Regions from separate parts of the Homo sapiens genome. Here region 2 is linked to region 1. A link is an interaction called in ENCODE POLR2A ChIA-PET data of the cell type or tissue named here. Cell type or tissue: MCF 10A. All regions are shown on one strand. Each heading gives the region's core, and the rest is flanking DNA. Links, peaks and the distances in the headings are about the cores only.

Region 1 (10,100 bases), core at 1,257-9,256:
AAATTATTGGCAGAAAAATTAAAATCCGATATATAGAATAATTCTAAACACCCGTTAGAGAGGCTGTGCCATGGTTGGCTTAGAGGTTAACCAGCTGCACCCCTTAAGGCCCAGTACCTTCCTGCTTCCCAGAGATCACTTCTGCTTGAGACTGTGAAAAGAGGAAGTCAAACTCCAGTGGTAAATCTTTCACTAGGTCAGCCAAGATAGCCAACTGCTTCCTGCAAGAAAGAACAAAAAATCCCAAAGTTAGTCACTAAACTCTCTTCTCATAAACTGCCTCAACTTGTCCTTCTACTTAGCCTTGTCATGACCTCACTGTTCACCTACCTCATCTACTTGTCCAGCCCTGCTTCTTTTTGGTACCGCCTTTGATTTTAAAAGTTTAAACTGCCTCCAGGTATAGCCTCCTACCTAAAAGGCAACATGGTAATAGTAATACTTTCCCCTTATATGATGTTATTATTCAAAGAGTGTTAAAAGATGAGGCTATGAGACTACGGTTCTATGACTCTCACAGGCTGAGTACAAACAAGCCACAGGAAACTGCAGCCAAGTTGCATAAACTATAAAATTGATGTAATTACATTATTCCTCACTACTGTAAAACAAAGATGTTAAATTAAGGAACACAATCTCATCCTCAAATCTTACACAACATAGAAACAATGCTTCACATTACCACACAAGATGTACTGTTGGTTCCACAAGTTTTAATGTAATCCTTTACATAAGCTAACAATTAACTTTTTTTTGAGACGGAGTTTCACTCTTGTTGCCCAGGCTGGAGTGCAATGGCATGATCTCGGCTCACTGCAACCTCTGCCTCCCAGGTTCAAGTGATTCTCCTGCCTCAGCCTCCCAAGTAGCTGGGATTACAGGCATGGATCACCACACCCGGCTAATTTTGTATTTTTAGTAGAGACGGGGTTGCACCATGTTAGTCAGGCTGGTCTCGAACTCCTGACCTCAGGTGATTCACCTGCCTCGGCCTCCCAAAGTGCTGGGATTACAGGTGTGAGTCACCTTGCCCAGCCACAATTAACTTTTTAATCTCCTTTTCCATATTTCAAGGGTTGATTTTTTTTTCATTGTGAAAATCTTACCATTTGAAAACCCTAGATCAGGATCAAAATCCAGAGGACATAACAACATTTCCAATTTGGGGAAAACACTTGAAACTTTGTATCTATAGGGTTGTCTTTCCTCTAACATTTTAAGCATGTAATCAATATTATCAAGCAAAGGAAAGCAAAGAAACAAAGCTAGAAGTAATAATATGCATCTAGAGAAAATGTTAGTTAAAATAAGACAAGTTATCTTGGATTAAAAAATATTCAATACAAAAATATTCTGCTGGCTCAGACAGTTGTCAGTACTACTTGATGAAGAATGTTGTTAGCACTTCAAAGTGAAGATCTATATTTGAAGTAATAATCTTCCAGTATAATGTCAAGTATAGTTTCTTAAAAAAAGTTCATTGTTATACATATTAAATTCTTGCAATAAGAATTTCAAATGGGGACCAAGAAGGGGTATTCTTCTGTCCCTATTGGATATGCTTCTAAACTCCTCAAAGAGAGGGTTCGTTGGTTTTGGCAATGATATGGAAGAATGGGCAACAACATATGTTGCTGTTAGTTATGCAAATTACTAGTACAGGCTGGGTGCAGTGGCTCATGCCTATAATCCCAGCACTTTGGGAGGGTGAGGCACATGGATAACCTGAGGTCAGGAGTTTGAGACCAGTCTGGCCAATATGGTGAAACCCCATCTCTACCAAAAATACAAAAATTAGCCAGGCATGGTGACAGACACCTGTAATCCCACTCGGGAGGCTGAGGCAGGAGAATCGCTTGAACCCGGGAGGTGGAGGTTGCAGTGAGCCGAGATCATGCCACTGCACTCCAGCCTGGGCGATAGAGGGAGACTCCATCTCCAATAAATAAATAAATAAATTACTAGTACAACCTTTCTAAAGGGCAATCCAGGACCATGCTTCAAAATGTTTCAATGTGTTTAACCTTTGATCCAGCTGTTATACTTTTAGAAATTAATTCCAAGGAAATCATCAAACAATAAAATAAAGAAGAGAAATACTGCAGCATTATTTATAACAATGAAAATTATTTATAACAATGAAAAACTGGAAATACCATACCATAGGGATTGGTTAAATAACTTATGGCACAGCCATGCAATGTAATACTATACAGATGTTAAAAGAAATGAAGTCTACTTATATCTACATGTATAGACATGAAAAGATAAGAGATGTCCAATACATTTTACAAAACAGTATGTATAATGTGATTCCATTTATGCTAAAAAAACAAAAACCCAAATCATTCTTCATGTATACATAGTGACAGGATAAAGCTTTCATCTTCTAAAATTCAATATTGTTTATTTATTTAAAATGCTTTTAAAATGGCGAAATGTTGATAATTGTTAAAGCTGGGTAGTGGGTAAATGGGGATTTACTGCACTGTTCTCTTTACTTTTATACACAAGTGAAATTTCCTAAAATAAAAATTATTATTTTATTAAACACCACCTTGTATTATGGTGTAATTTTTAAGGGATTTTTTTTAACTGCAAAATAAAAGGGAGGTAGAAAAAATTCTGTTAGTCCAGGCCTTTGGCAAAGAAATAAAACCAAATGCTAATAAATTCAAAATATAGTCTAAATGGTTCAACCCTATTTTGAATCTGCTTACAAATGCTAATAAATTAGCAAACCTTTAATCATACAAAACAGGTTCTTATACTGATAGTCACATTTATGCCAACAACTCGCTTGGACTTAGAGGCAGCAATGATTTTATAAGCCTAGAACAGATGTATGCATTATTTAGAGAGGTGACCAGAAAACAAGTTGAAAGAGAAAAAAAAAAGGCAAATTTCTTTAAAAATTCTTTAGATACAATAAATATTAATATTCAGAGTTTCCACATTGACAACTAACATCTTAGACAAAAAGGGTGGAGCTACACAGTGGGTTTTGTTTGGATGGAAACTTCTTTGACAGAGGTAATACCGAACAGTGCCAGGAGGTGAGGCAACAATCTCCTTTCCTCCAAACACACTAAAGGTAGCCAAACTACCAAGTGGGTTCCTCTGCCCAGCTCAGCTGGTCAATTCTGCCTTTTTAACCTCCAGGTCAGCTTTTTCTCTGGCCTCCCTCCCCTTTCCTTGGCCTTTTATAGACTTTGTGATGTGGCACCTGCTCTTGTGTCATCTATATTCTTCCCAGGGTTTCTAAAATTTTTGAACAATATGAATATCACCTATGTCAAATAAAAATTCTTAATTGCATGCACAGTATGATTGCAACTTTGTGGAAATTACATATATGTGAACAGAAAGGAGGGAATACAACAAAACGAAACAGTTTTGATAGGGTAGCAGGGTTGTAAGTTGTATTGTATTGTTTTGTTCATTTTTAAGATTTCCCTTAAGGAGTTAAGGCTGCAGTTACAATATTTAAAGTTTGGTTTTAAAGATAAGTAAAAACAAAACAAAAAATTTTTTAAAGACTGAAATGTATGGGGCAATAAGGAACTAAAAAACCTCTCATGTTGACAAATGGCTATATAAATAATCTGCTTCTCAACAGTAAACCAGTCAGTAAACCAGTAACTGTGAAAAAAAGTCCACTGAAAGAAGCATTGCTGCTATATGTTATGTTGTCTACATGTCTGACATAAGCCTTGGAGCCCTACATGTATGGCTGAGGTTTTTGTTGTTTGCTGTTGATTTAAGGAAAGAAAGCCAACTATAAAATTTAAACGTTGTAAAAAAAAAAAAAAACTGCTGTTGACCAAAGGAAAATATTTAAGCTAATAAGGAAATACCTGATGCCTATGAGACCATGAACATTCCAGGAGGATGAATTCTAAAGTTAAGGTTGGCAATGGTCTCATTGATATGACACCAAAAGGCACAGGCAACCAAAAATAAACAAGTAAGACTATATCAAACTAAAAATTTCTGTACAGTAAAGGAAAAAATTAACAGAGTAAAAAGGCAAGCTACAGAATGGGAAAAAATATTTGCGAACTATACCTTGGTAAGGGGTTTATCTTTAAAATATTTTAGAAACTCCTACAACTCAACAGCAAAAATCCTATTAACCCAATGTAAAAATGGGCTAAAGACTTGAATAGACATTTCTCCATTCACAGAAATGGCCAACAGGCATATGAAAAGTTGCTCAACATCCCTAGTCATCAGGGAAATGCAAATCAAAACCCCGATGACATATCACCTCACACTTGTCAGGATGGCTGTTATCCAAAAAACAAAAGACAACAAGTGTTGGCAGGGCTGTGGAGAAATTGGAAACTCTGCATACTGCTGGTGGGAATATAAAATGGTGCAGCAGCTCTGCAAAACAGTATGGAGGTTCCTCAAAAAATTAAAAATATAGGCCGGGTACGGTGGCTCACGCCTGTAATTCAGCACTTTGGGAGGCCAAGACGTGCAGACTGCTTGAGCCCAGGACTTCAAGAACAGCCTGAGCAACATGGCAAGACCCCATCTCTACAAAAAAAAATACAAAAAATTAGCCAGGCATGGTGGCACATGCCTGTGGTCCCAGATACTTGGGAGGCTGAGGTGGGAGAATCACCTGAGCCTGTGAGGTGGAAGTTGCAGTGAGCCGAGATCATGCCATTGCACTCCAGCTTGGGCAACAGAGCGAGACCCTGTCTCAGTAAATAAATAAATAAATAAATAAATAATCAAACTGTCATATGATCCAGCAATCCTACTTCTGGCTAATTATTCCAAAGATTTAAAATCAGGATCTCAAAGAGATATGAGCCCTCCCATGTTCACTGAAGCATTATTTACAATAACCAAGATGTGGAAACAACCTAAATGTTCACTGACAGATGAATATGTAAAGAAAACATGGTACATACACACAGTGGAATACTATTTAGACTTTTTTAAATAAAAAAGGGCATTCTGCAATATGTGACAAGGTGGATGAACACTAACGACAATATGCTAAGGGAAATAAATAGGCACAAAATTTCAGTTAAGCAAGATGAATAAGCACTGAAGATCCACTGTACAACACTGTACACACAGTCAACAATAACGTATTGTATACTTAAAAATTTGTTGGGCCAGACATGGTAGCTGACGCTTGAAATCCCAGCGCTCTGGGAGGCTGAGGCAAGCGGATCACTTGAGCCCAGGAGTTCTAAACCAGCCTGGGCAACATGGTGAAACCTGGCTCCACAAAAATTAGCTGGGTGTGATGGTGCCCACCTGTAGTCCCAGCTACTTAGGAGGCTGAGGTGGGAGGATCACTTGGGCCTGGGGGGCAGAGGTTGAAGTGAGCTGTGATCACACCACTGCCCTCCAGCCTGGGCAACAGAGCAGACCCTGTCTCTAAAAAAAAAGAAAAAAATCTGGTTAGAGGGTAGCTCTCATGTTGTATGCTTACCACAATAAAATAAAAATCATTAAAAAAAAAGTCAGGGAGCTCATTCTTCCCCCGGCCTACGTAAGTATGGACGGATCAAGGTGGTACCAAAGGAGAGAAATCACAAACAAGGAGTCTGGCCTAAATACAGCCTTCTCTTCCTCTTCCTCTAATGCAGGAAGAGGGATCAGGTGGCAAGGTGTCAGGCTGAATTGCAAAGGTCAAGTGGAAATGATGTGACTGGCTGGGGCTGAGAAAACAGGCCTAAGGCAATGGAGACTGAGCTTTGCAGTAGCAGCAAGAAGAGGGACTCCCCCAGTTATTGCCAGGGTTCTAGGCAGAGTTACAGAAAAGGTAGTGTTCCTACCAGAGCTCTCTGACTAGTCCCTAAGTATCCAGGTCATCAGGTGACCCTCTTCCTAATTTATTCTGTAATTATGTTCTCTATGTGCCCGATGATCCAAATCTATTACCATCACCACTACTCCCAACCCTCAATCCAAACTAAGAATCACTATAGTCATCCCAGATAGATACTGATCCCAAAGCAGCAAATGACAAGAAGTTGGGAATGAATGATTGTGTCATAATTGGGTTTAGGGGTATAGACCAGGGAACCACAGAGGACAGTGCATGAAACTGGCCTTTCATCTCTTGTGCCACCGTTTTCCTGTGTTTCCTGTACCCTGCATCTCACCTCTCAGGGAGAAGCCTCATGCCTGCTGTGCAGAGGATGTAAAGAGGGGTCTCCTTGTGCTTCTTCACAGGCACATGAGCAGCAGCAAAGCTCAGCAGAGGACGAAGGTAATCACTGGCATGTTCTGGAGTGTCTGCCATTGCAGAGATTCCTTAAGTTAAAACAAACAAACAGACAAAACTTTCTTTAAAAAGCGGCTCACATAAGACTCAGGAAACTGATACCCTATAAAGTTCTCCTCAAGGTCCTAAACATTTATTTATTTGAGAGGTAGGGGGTGACAATGAAAGAGATATCCCTCCCATTACCCAGACTCTCAAGAAGAAAGGGGTAGCTTGCTTTCTGCTTCTTTTGTCTCCTCTTTCATGCCTTAAAAGAGACTGACAACAAAATATATTCTGATTAGTACCTGGCTTGATTTTTTTAACCACTGGTTGGCTGTTGCGGTCTCTCATCTGTTTGATGTCCAGCAAGTCATGGGGGTTCCCATTATGTCTTGGCCAGAAATAAACAAAAATCCGGGAACCACTGCTGCCACAGTCAACAACAAGTCCATAATTCAGATTTGGGTCTTCAGTGTCAGTAGCTTCAAGCTCCCCTACTCGAGCCAAATACCTAAGTCAGGCAAAAAGAGAAATCAGTGCTAAGCAGTCAGGTCCATGAAAGGCGCCCTCACTTACTTCATTTGTTCATGAATCTTCATTAAGTGCCTACATGTGCTAAGCACATGGGACTACCAGTCCTAACCAATGAGTGAAGCAATATTGACAGATTTACTGATGTGCTTGAGACAATAGCTGGTTCACTTGCCTAGAAGCCACTGAAATTAGATGACTAAAAGATGTCCCCACGTGTGGGGGCAGCTCTGAAACTGGCTAAGGTAGCAATCTTTTTTCAAGCATTAGAGCTTGTAGCCCTGAATAAATAATTGGTTTTTTGTTATATGCTATTAAGTTTTGGGGTAGCTTGTTAACGCACACTAGATAACTGAGACAATCTTAATCACTTCTTTTCTATCTTTCTGTATAGATGCATCCAGAATATTGTGGAATGATTTCTCATTTAATGAGTTTCTGGGAGGTGATTTTTTTTTTTTTTTGAGACGGAGTCTTATTCTGTCACCCAGACTGGAGCGCAGTGGCACGATCTCAGCTCACTGCAACCTCTGCCTCCCAAATTCAACCAATTCTCCTGCCTCAGCCTCCCAAAGTGCTGGGATTACAGGCATGAGCCACTGCACCTCGCCTGGGTGGTGATATTTTTGATTGGGCTTTTTGGTTTTGCTTTTTGTTTTGTATTTATATTGCTAGAATTGCATTAAAAATGTAATTCATAAAAACAATAATTATTCTTTTCTACAATATTTTATATATATACATATATCTTTTTTTTTCTTTTTTCTTTTTTTGAGATGGAGTCTCGCTCTGTCTCCTAGGCTAGAGTGCAGTGGCATGATCTCAGCTCACTGCACGCTTCGCCTCCCAGGTTCATGCCATTCTCCTGCCTCAGCCTCCCAAGTAGCTGGGACTACAGGCACCCGCCACCACGCCTGGCTAATTTTTTGTATTTTTAGTAGAGACGGGGTTTCACCGTGTTAGCCAGGATGGTCTCGATCTCCTGACCTCGTGATCCGCCTGCCTCAGCCTCCCAAAGTGCTGGGATTACAGACGTGAGCCACCGCGCCTGGCCTAAATATTTTATAAACATAAAAAGAATGATAATAAAATATGTATAGGGTATAAAGAATAACAATAAAACAAATGCCTGTGTACCTACCACCAAGTTTAAAAAATAAATTATATTTTTAAAAAATAATAATAATAATTCTTGGCCCCTAGGACATTAGTATTTTGTGTTGGAATTTTTTCAGATTCTCATTCCAAGATATCTGGCTGGCTGACATCAGGAAGATGAAACAAGTAAAGGTGTTCCATGAAACATAGCAAGGTTTGAATCTCAGCTCTATTGCTTTCTATGCTGTGTGACCTTAGGCAAGTTAATAAACTTCTCTCAGACTGTTTCCTCATCTGTAAAACAAGGAGAGTGAAGGGTATCTACACTCACAGAGATCATACACATAGCAGAACTGTGCTGCCGCTGTTAACAGAATAATCATTGGGAAAGTAAATAGTAGAAGACTCTGAGGAAAAAGGCTTAAAAGTTCAGAAAATAAAGAAGACTAAGAGTTGATTAAAATACTTCTGAGCACTTGGCTGGGCGCAGTGGCTCACGCCTGTTATGCCAGCACTTTGGGAGGCTGAGGTGGGCAGATCACCTGAGATCAGGAATTCGAGACCAGCCTGGCCAACATGGTGAAACCCCATTTCTACTAAAAATACAAAAATTAGCCAGGCATGGTGGTGGGAGCCTGTAATCCCAGCTACTCAGGAGGCTGAGGCAGGAGAATCGCTTGAACCTGGGAGGCGGAGGTTTCGGTGAGCTGAGATCGTGCCACTGCACTCTAGCCTGGGTGACAGAGCGAGACTCCATCTCAAAAAAAAAAAAAAAAAAAAAAAGCTATCTGCCCTGCTCATCCAACATTGTCTTTAAAGCCAACTCCTAGATCTCCAAGGCTCTTACACAGAACCCCTCAGAACCAGCTTTTGTGATGTCTGAAGCTAACAGAATTTGGAAAGCCTTCTTTTAAAAACAAGATTCAGCATTACAAATAGAAAAAAAGCCCATGTAAGTGAGGGGCTTTAAGGTATAGGGATCATTAGCTTCACAATAAAACCACCCCCAATCAGAACAACAAACCACGCATCACGCTCCTGAAACCAATCTAGCCAGTGTTTATTGGTGATTTCACATCGTTAGACAAAACCACACTATTCCTTATTTGGGCAGAAAAGCAAACTTGATAAAAAGAAGTGCATGTAGAAATAATTCTGAAATAAAAAAGTAGAGTACCTTTCCTATATTACAATGCAAAATGCATTTTTTTAAAAAAGAGAACAGGGAACTGAGCTTCAATATAATGTAAATTATTACTGAGAGTAGGGGTAGGTAGAACTTTTTTTCTGGATCTGAAATGGTAGTGAGTTGAGGGAAATGAAGCAGATGGTAAAAATCTGTTACATAACAGAAAGTTTCTAATGCTAAAGATTCCATTTCACCACATATCTTCCCATAAATCAAATCACTGGGCTGAACTGGGCTAGAATCCACCAATCAACTAGCAACAGCTCACTTCTATCATATGAGAGCTGGGCAAAAGTCTGGGTTCAAGTCACAGAACTCTTGCAAATACTGACCTCACAAAAGGCCAAAGATAAAAAAGAAATAGGCAAGATAATCCACCCCCATTCCAAAGTGACTTTTCATTTCCAATCATAGCAATCTTTCTATTTCACATGCTTCACAGAATCTTCCTGCTTCCCTTCTCTGAAAACCACCCACTCTGCTTGTCTCTTGCAAGATTCTGGATCCCATCCCCTTCTGCATAATGAATAACTTTTCTCTAGTGCGCTGGTTCTCAAATTTGGGGGCCTTAGGACTCCTTTATAATCTTAAAACTTATTGAACCCCAAAGAGCTTTCATAGACATAGGTTGTATCTATCTATATTTACTATATTAGAAAATAAAACATAAAAATGTTAAGTATTTCATTTAAATAAAATAAACTCATTACATATAAATATATTTTTATAAAAATAAGCATATCTCCTAAAACAAAAAAATAGAAGAGTGGCATTGTTTTATAATTTTGCAAATATCTTTAGTAGCCAAACTAACAGAAGACCCTAGATTCTCGCATTTACTTCCGTATTCAATCTGTTACAATATATCAAAACAATACTGAAAAATTTCAATTTTCAATTTTCACACAAATTGAAGCATTTGTGTGAAAATCTAGCCTCACACAGACACACTGTTGGAAACAGGAGGAGTATTAAACAGCCCTTTCAGATCATTCTGAATACTCTTCTTTGATACTATACTAAAACTCAACAAGTAGCGTT
Region 2 (9,027 bases), core at 1-8,000, 520 kb before region 1:
TGTCTGGACTAAAAGAAGACTATAGCAGGCTCTTTCAGGGACAAAGGGCAGCAATGTAAGTGGATTCTGTTGTTTATAAGCACAATGCAATGTGCATCATATACTCAAGAATTAATCTTGCCGGTTTTCACTAATCAATATTGCATGTAATAGTAACATACTGGGCCAATTTGAAGTGTAATGTTCTGATAAACTTGTAGAATTCTTACTAATGGACTGAGACCATTCTATTGTAATGGCTTGAGGGTAATAATTCCCATACGGTCCTAGTATAAAAAGATTGTTTATCACAAAATATTATAGGCAGGAAGTCTTTAGAGATCAGATTCTAGAGCTCAGTTATTTCTCATAGATTGATAATAGAAACTTAGGCTTTGGCCTTGTGGCAGTTTATGTTTTTACATTATTGTTCAATGTTTCTGAATGCTGATAATATCTTTTTTCTTTTTCTTTTTTTTCTTGCTGTGGTTTAGGTTAAGTCTTCTTAGATATAATGCTAACTTAACAAAAATGAAGAACACTTTGATCTCAGCATCACAACAACTGAAAGCTAAATTGGAGTTTTTTCACAAAAGCATTCAGCTTGACTTGGAGAGATACAGCGAGCAGATGACGTATGGGATATGTAAGTGTCTGTGTAATGTATTTGAAAGGAGCATCTGGTTTCTTGAAGCCATCTGTTATTTTGCCTTCTTAACTCAGCCAGTTGTTTTACTTACCTTCACATTAGAACAAGAGACAGGACAACTTAAATTAACATAAACCATGTTTGTTTTGAATGTTACCTCTTTTTTTAAATTTGCTTAGTTGAGCAATTTAGCTTCACAATTGGGCTAAAATTATTTAGCTCTAAAAAAATACAGGTGCGATTTAATAATCTTGAATTTCAAACCTGATTTTAAAATAAATACAAAATCTGGACTTCTTAGCCAGTGCTGTGGACTGAATGTATCCCCCCCAAAATACATATGTTGAAATTCTGACCCTGAAGGTGAAGGTGTTGGTAGGTGGAGCCTTTGGGAAGTGATTAGGTCATGAGAGTAGAGCCTTCCTGTTTGGGATTAATGCTCTTACAAAAGAGACCTGAATGAGATCCCTCATCCCTTCTGCATGTGAGGACAGAGCAAGAAGATGGTCATCTAGGAACCAGAAAGCAGGCCCTCAAATCTGCCTTGTTCTTGGACTTCCCAGCCTCCAGAACTATAAGAAATAAATTTCTGTTGTTTTTATGGCACTTAGTCTATGGTATTTTGTTATAGTAGTCCAAATGGACTAAGACAACCAGGGGAGTCTTAAACTGCTTACTTTTCTGTAAATAATGACACAAATATTCTAAGGCTATGTTTTTTTCAAACCATCTACTGTGGAGTCCTACTATTTTTTAGTGTACACAGTCTCCAAATTTTCCATATTTGACTCCAAGCTTATCTCCTTCAGATGTACTAAGGAAGTGTAAAAAAACAGAGTTAAAATATGAGTAAATTGAAGGAGTCATACTACCAGCATTTCTGTTTTCTTTTATAAAACAAATCCTTTTTAGGAAACAAATACTTGTTTCCTAAAAACATATACTTGTCCTGAGCAAACTCTGTGTATCTCAGAGTAAACAATCAATAGTGTCCAGTTGGGTGAATGAATTTACTCTCCAGAACTGGTTTTATTAATATTATTGATATTTTATTTCTATTTATATATTATTGATATTTTATTTCTATTTGTATATTATTGACATTCTGGTGAGTGATAAAACATTATAATTATTTCATTAAAATATCTTAGACTTGTCAAAGGCTTATTATACAATTGTTAAAGAAAAATGAGGTAGATCTATATGTGCTTTTATTAAAAGATCACCTAAGTCTTTAGTTGACAGTTTTAAATTGTGGGAAAAAATAAAGAGTATACAGATGTTTTCACTTGTGAGGGAGCAGGCTATGTGTCTATGTAACAGATAATCATAGTAAGGTCCCTTGAGGTGGATGGTAGAGGGGTAGAAGAGAGAGTCTTTTCTGTTTATATCCTTTTATAGTATTTAATTTTTAAAAATCATATTCAAGTATTAAATTTCTTTTCTGGCCAGGTGGTGACTCACGCCTGTAATCCCAACACTTTGGGAGGCCAAAGCAGGTGGATCCCTTGAGCTCAGGAATTCAAGACTAACCTGGGCAACATGGGGTAGAACGCCATCTCTACAAAAAATGTAAAAATTAGCCGGGCATGGTGGTGCACACCTCAGCTATTCAGGAGGCTAAGGTGGGAGGATCGCTTGAGCCCTGGAGATAGAGGTTGCGGTGAGCTGAGATCATGCCACTGCACTCCAGCCTGGGTGACAGAGTGAGACTCTACCTCAAAAAAAAATTTTTTTTGTTGTTTTTTCCTTTATCCACCCATCTGCACACTGGTATAAATATATATATTTTTAAGAAAAAAGTCATCTGTATTCATTTCCTAAGGGTTCCATAACAAAATCCCATAAACTGAGTGGCTTAAGCAATGGAAACTTACTGTCTCACAGCCCTGGAGGCTAAAAGTCCAAAATTGAGGTGTTGGCAGGGCCATGTTTTCTCTGAAATCTGTAGAGAAGAATCTTTCCTTGTTTCTCTCTAGCTTCTTATGGTCTGCTAGCCATCATTGGCATTCCTTGGCTTACAGCTGCAGCACCTCAATCTGTCTCCATTGTCACAGAGCATTCTCCCCTGTGTATCTGTATCCTGTGTCTCTTCTAAGTACACTGGTCGTACTGGACTAAGGGCCCAGACCATTCCAGTATGAGTATTAATTTATCTGATTACTTCTGTAATGACCTTATTTCCAAATAGGTCACATTCTGAGGTATTAGGGGTTAGGAATTCCACATATCTTTTGGGGGACCACAATTCAACTCATAACACATCTTTGATGTTGATATGGCAAGGAGGCAGGCAGCCAGTAATTAAAGATATGGCTATTTCTGAGATAACCAATTTAGACTTTTCTTTTAGCTTCAGAAAAAATGCTAAAAGCATGGAAAGAAATGGAAGAAAAGGCCATCCACTATGCTGAGGTAAAATCATTGACGTCATTCTGTATACTTATTAATTCTTGATGTCTCCATTAGAAACTATCTTTGGTTTTGATATATAAAGAGCATTTTTCATGTCATTCCTGAAATTCAGACAAAATTCTAGTAGATGCTTTGTATATAAAGAGGGATGTATCATAGTGATTAAAAACAAGGGCTTTGGGAAAATTACCTAGTGCCTCACTGAGCTTCAGTTTCCTTTATTTATTTATTTTTTGAAACAGGGTCTCACTCTGTTGCCCAGGTTGGAGTGTAGTGGCATGATCAAAGCTCACTGCAGCCTCGACTTCCCAGGCTCAAGCAGTCCTCCCATCTTAGCCTCCTGTGTAGCTGGGACAAGAGGTGCACCACCATGCCTGGCTAACTTTTACATTTTTTGTAGAGACGGGGTCTCACTATGTTGTCCAGGCTTGTATCAAACTCCTGGGCTTAAGCAATCCTCCCACCTCAGCCTCCCATAGAGCTGGGATTATAGGCATGAGCCACCACATCCAGCTAGTTTCCATATTATAGGGACAATTTCTTTTCTAGTAGGGTTATGAAGATTAAATGGGAGTCAGTAATGGTAGTTGTCACTATTATTTTTGTGACTGGTTTAGATAGGATGGCTGCACATCCTGGTTTACCTGGGACTGTCCCAGTTTATACTTAATGTCTTGCCATAATTATCAGTAGTAGTCCCTTTCACTCTCAAAATTATGCCGGTTTGGACAATAAATTATATGGTGTCCCTAGGTATAGCTCATTCTCTAGGTGGCAGATTTTTTCCCCTTATCCTGTACATTTGTCCACGGTCCTAAGTTATTACACTCCTTAATGTCAGTACTTACCCTGAGGATGTGGGTGGGGATACCCATGGTGTCCTGGGGTGGGAAATCCAAGTTCTTTATCTTTTTGTGTCCCTATTCAAGGTAGTGGGGACCAGGGGGCAGTCAAAATCATAGAGCCAAGATACAAGTAATACCAATGGTTTTGGTGGTCCTTTTTCTTTCTTGTTAGTTGATACCTGTTGTAGCTTTTTGCTTCTCCGGAGGTAAAAGCAAATACTAGTAGTTTACTGTTGTCAGGAGAGAAAAGAGAGAAGACTAAGACTAAGTATGTTCTTATGTGAAAGATTAAGTGTCAGAATCTGAAGAATAGAAAGGCTTTAACAAAATCAGTGTTTCGTATTATATTATTTAGTTCTCTAATGAAGCAGCAAGTCATTCTGTATCCTTAAGATCTGAATTTTGTTTCCTATGATGTAGTGGTAAGCCTTTCATTTCCTTTGTATTTTCATCATATTTTAGGTTGGTGTCATTGGATACCTGGAGGATCAGATTATGTCTTTGCATGCTGAAATCATGGAGCTACAGAAGAGCCCCTATGGAAGACGTCAGGGAGACTTGATGGAATCTCTGTAAGGATGCACTTGTGTTGTTGGTCTTGACATCTGTAATATTTTGTATTCTTTCTGCTTACATCTGGCAAATTAAACCTCTAGTGGTTCTTTTCTATAGTTTTCCTTTCCCCAAATATATTGGCATTATATTTAAAATGGAAGCTTTTTCTCAGTCACAGGAAACTTCGGAAATAATTCTTTGGGTTGGCCTTTTTTGGTTTTTAATAAAAGCATTTATTTCATAGGAGTGTTAAGAATTTTCCAAGTATAACTAAGTTACAAACTATTTCCCTACTCATTATACCTCTGGTCCAAGGTATTGACTCTTAAATGCCCTAAAACTTGAAATTTTTTCTGAATTAAAGTTCTGGATTAAAAACTTCAGATATTTTCTCGAATTATAGGTCATAATTTTTGTCTTTTTAAGTGTCTGTGGTGCAGAGATGTCCCCATGATAGATCAGAATAGATATGAACTATATTAAACTTTGCATTTTAAGAACTTGTATAGTTCTTATTACTCAATACAATGCTCTGTGAAATACTTGTTGGCAATATGAACTTGCTTTAAAATGGGTTCATTATTCAAATAAAATATTGTTTCAAGTTGTAGATTATTGAAGTCATTAAATTACCTTCACTTATCAGAGCGTGTTTTCTCTTTTATAGGGAACAGCGTGCCATTGATCTATATAAGCAGTTAAAACACAGACCTTCAGGTAAGACACTTCTACCACAGTGCTTGAAGGCATTTTAGGTAACTATCACTAGCCTAACAAATGTGGGGGATCTAATATTTTTAAGTTAAAAATTTTCTTAAAGCTGCAGAATAAATTCCAGTTTTGGTATTGCCATTGAGACATGGTATAATAAGCTTTAAGATTGTGAGAATTTAGGAGATGATAAAGAGAAAGTAACAGAGAACGTGAGGTAGAAAAATTTTAGAAGGGGACGTGAAAAGAAAGAATGGAAGACAGAAAAAAGGAACTCAGAGAGGAAAAAGCAGCAAGAAAATGTTTAGAAAGATGGAAAAAATAAGTGTTGCTTAAGATTAGAGAGGTTGGGCCAGTTGTGGTGGCTCATGCCTGTAATCCCAGCACTTTGGGAGGCCAAGGTGGGTGGATCACCTGAGGTCAGGAGTTCAAAACCAGCTTGGCCAACATGGTGAAACCCCATCTCTACTAAAAATAGAAAAGTTAGCTGGGCATGTTGGCATGTGCCTGTAATCCCAGCTACTTGGGAGGATGAGGCAGGAGAATCGCTTGAACCTGGGAAGAGGAGGTTGCAGTGAGCCAAGATCACACCACTGCACTCCAGCCTGGGTGACAGAGCGAGATTCTGTCTCAAAACAAAACAAAAAAATATTATAGAGGTTGGAAAGAATTTGAGGCAGTGGGTTCAGGTATGGAATGGTTAGAGGGAAGGCCTGTGCTGTTCTAGGCCAAAGCAGATTGCTTTGAAAATAATGCCTTCATCTGCACTGGTCACTGATGACTTGTTTTGTTGGCAAAATAATTCCAGTTGAACATCTGCTAAATACTGAGCAAGGTCTGCTGGAAAGAGTACTGGATGGGGAATCAGAGGCTTGAATTCTAGATTGAGTAATTTACTGACCGTTACCTCAGGCAAATCTGCGTTTCCCATTTCCTTCTTCTGCAAAATGGGGTTGAAACCTAGCTTTCCTACTCAGTGAGTATATTGTGACAGTGTATTTAAGAGGATGTTTGTGAAAATGCTTTGAAAACTATAAACTATTATGTACTTGCAAGATATTATCATTTAGTTAAAAATTTGTTTTGAAGGGTAACAGAAGAAATAAAGTCTGTGCCCTAATGTGCATTATACTTAAATGCATGTTAAAAAAAGATATACTTTTACACTTTAAAATTTGTAGACACATAGCAACACATGCAAATTAATATACATGTGAAATTGTATTTCATATACTATTTTCACATTTAAAAAATAACATTATCTCCTCTTATACTGCTTTTATTTTACTGAAATGTATTCAGTTTAGTCTGACCAGCAGTTCTCAAAATGTGGCATATGGACCTGTGAGAATCCTTGAAACTTTGTCAGAGAGTCTGTGAGGTTAGAACCATTTTCATAATAAGATGTTATTTGCATTTTTCACCATGTTGACATTTTCATTGATGGTGCAACATAAAATGGCTTTCACCTTAGTATGAATCAAGGCACTAGCGCCAAACTATGCTAGTAGCCGTTATATTTTTTACCACCATGCAGTCACAGTTTTTAAAAAATGACAGTTTCACTTACAAATGTCCTTGATAAAGCAGTAAAAATATTATTTTATTTAAATCTCAACGCTTGAGTATGGGTTTTTAATATTTTGTGTGATGAAATGGGAAGTACTCATAAAGTGTTTCTTCTATACAGTGAAGTATGATGGTTGTCTTAAGGAAAACCACTTCAGTAATTGTTTACGTTGCTAGTTGTCTGGCCTCTTTCAGGGAAGATACCATTTTTACTTGGAAGAGCAACTGTCAGGCAAACTATGATTATTCAGATTTGCATACGTGAGATAATTTCTAAGAAATTAAATGAAAATAAAAAGTATAGCACACTTATTACTTTAAGGGAAAAAAGCAGTATTTGTTGTCAATGATAAAATTCCATGTTTCAAGCAAAAAGAATTTTAGAAAACTTGTATTTACCAGCTGGAATGACAGCTTCTCAGTACTTAAAAACTTTTCTGATGAGATTAGTGGTGATATCAGAAAGGTTTGCAAAAATGTAAAACAGTGCAAGTGTTCTCACTCAAATTTTTTTGTTTTAGAAAATATCGTTTTTTGGTTTTTGTTTTTAGAGGTGGGCTCTTGCTATGTTGACCAGGCTGGCCTTGGACTCCCTGGGTTCAAGTGATCCTTCCACTTCAGGCTTCCAAGTATCTCAAGTAGCAGTAACCAGTGAAAGGAGGTGGCTCTCGTAGATATGAGTATACTGTGTAGACACATGTATGTATAGCACTTAGCATGTCTGAGGAAATGCAGTATGACTGGAGTGTAGAGTTTCAGGAGAGAGAAAACCTAAATATAGGAGAGAGAGAAAACGTAAATATAGGTTTTTTTGTTTGTTTTTAATAAAAACATGTTAATGGGCAATAGGTTTGTTATTTTTAAATGAATTAAGACACGAGTATTTTTAAATTTCTGTTTAATTCCTGAAAAACCCTTTGGGGTTCTCAAGAATTTTCTAGTGTAAAGGGGTCCTGAGACCAAAAAGTTTGAGAACTGCTTATCTAGACTATTCTCAGAAGCTTGGCTGCTCAGGAAAGAAGAGAGGTGGGTGAGTAGCTAAAAGTTGATGTAGAGTCAAGGGAGGTCACTTCTCAGAAGGAAGACTTAAACATGAGGTGCCACATGATGATGTTTTGGTTAACAACAAATTGTGTATACTATGGTAGTCCCATAAGATTATACTACTGTATTTTTACTATGTATTTTCTATGTTTACATGCACAAATACTTACCATTGTGTTACAGTTGCCTACAGTATTCAGTACAGTCACTTGCTGAACAGGTATGTAGCCTATTGTCAAAAGGCTATACCATACAGCTTAAGTGTATAGCAGGCTGTACCATCAGGGTTTGTATAAGTATTCACACAGTGACGAAAGTGCCCAATGATGCACTTCTCAGAACATATGCTCAGGGCCAAAAAAGCCTGTGGAGAGGGAGGTCCCTGAACAAGTTGAGAGATTGGCTCCAAAGAACAGTAGGAGGGATTAGCCTTGATACTATTGATATTGGAAAGAGAATGAGTGTGGATACAGATACTTTTTTGGGAGTAGAGGTTGGAAGATCAGGGTCTTACTGCCTTATGGCCTCTTATCCTGCAGTGGTAAGTGAGGTTAACTGAAATGGAAGAGGTGACGACCTCATAGATTTGAATAGAGTGCTAAAGACTTCTAAAAGCCACTGTGTGCAGTGGAAGATGTTGTTGACCCAAAACATTCATTAAGAATCCAGGCCAGGTGGCTCATACCTGTGATACTAGCGCTTTGGGAGGCTGAGACAGGAGGATCGTTTGAGGCCAACAGTTTGAGACCAGTCTGGGCAACATAGTGAGACCCTGTCTCTACAAAAAAATAAATCAATAAAATTTTTAAAAAGCTGGGTGTGGTAGTGTATGCCTGTAGTCCCAGCTACTCAGGAGGCTGAAGTAGCAGGATCGCTTGAGGCCCAGGAGGTCGAGGCTGCAGTGAGCCAAGATTACACTACTGCACTTCAGCCTGGGTTGACAGAGCAAGACTTTCTTAAAAAAAAAAAAAAAAAAAACCCAGAGCAGAAATGAAAAACCTGTGAATTAGCAGTGACAAATAGTGAACAGTAATATTAATTTTTTGTTGATAATTTAGTAGCTTGGATACAGGAACTGATAGAGCAGATGGTTGGATTAATCCAAGGTTAGGATTTTGCTGATGGAATAAGAGGATAAAAAGGTTGAAGATGTTAACAAATAGTGATTTAAGTGATAGAAGTTGTAGCTAGAGTAAAATATTAAAATCTAAGATTTCAAATAGAGCAAGTCCAATTCTTTTTCTTTAATCAATATTTCTG

Evidence for each region. Peaks named below come from ENCODE experiments on the same cell type or tissue, not always from the same donor. Only the 100,000 strongest peaks of a DNase experiment are listed, where the experiment ranks them.
Region 2: POLR2A ChIA-PET joins it to region 1 with 5 read pairs; 3 of 35 experiments call an interaction of 5 or more read pairs at or near these places.

The regions. Positions count from the first base shown.
Region 1 is chr10:99,675,913-99,686,012 of GRCh38, reverse strand. It overlaps ENTPD7 (ectonucleoside triphosphate diphosphohydrolase 7), which reads right to left. Exons shown (of 13, transcript NM_020354.5): 4 at 6,547-6,752; 5 at 6,138-6,288; 6 at 118-221. Among named protein-coding and RNA genes, the nearest start is that of ENTPD7, 21 kb to the right of the region's middle. In MCF 10A, for the core only: a CTCF peak has its summit at 3,056; DNase peaks (open chromatin) are centred at 3,042 and 4,272.
Region 2 is chr10:100,196,104-100,205,130 of GRCh38, reverse strand. It overlaps CHUK (component of inhibitor of nuclear factor kappa B kinase complex), which reads left to right. Exons shown (of 21, transcript NM_001278.5): 12 at 1-55; 13 at 474-625; 14 at 2,982-3,043; 15 at 4,351-4,460; 16 at 5,111-5,160. Among named protein-coding and RNA genes, the nearest start is that of ERLIN1, 15 kb to the right of the region's middle. In MCF 10A, for the core only: no CTCF peak of the experiment used is centred there; no DNase peak of the experiment used is centred there.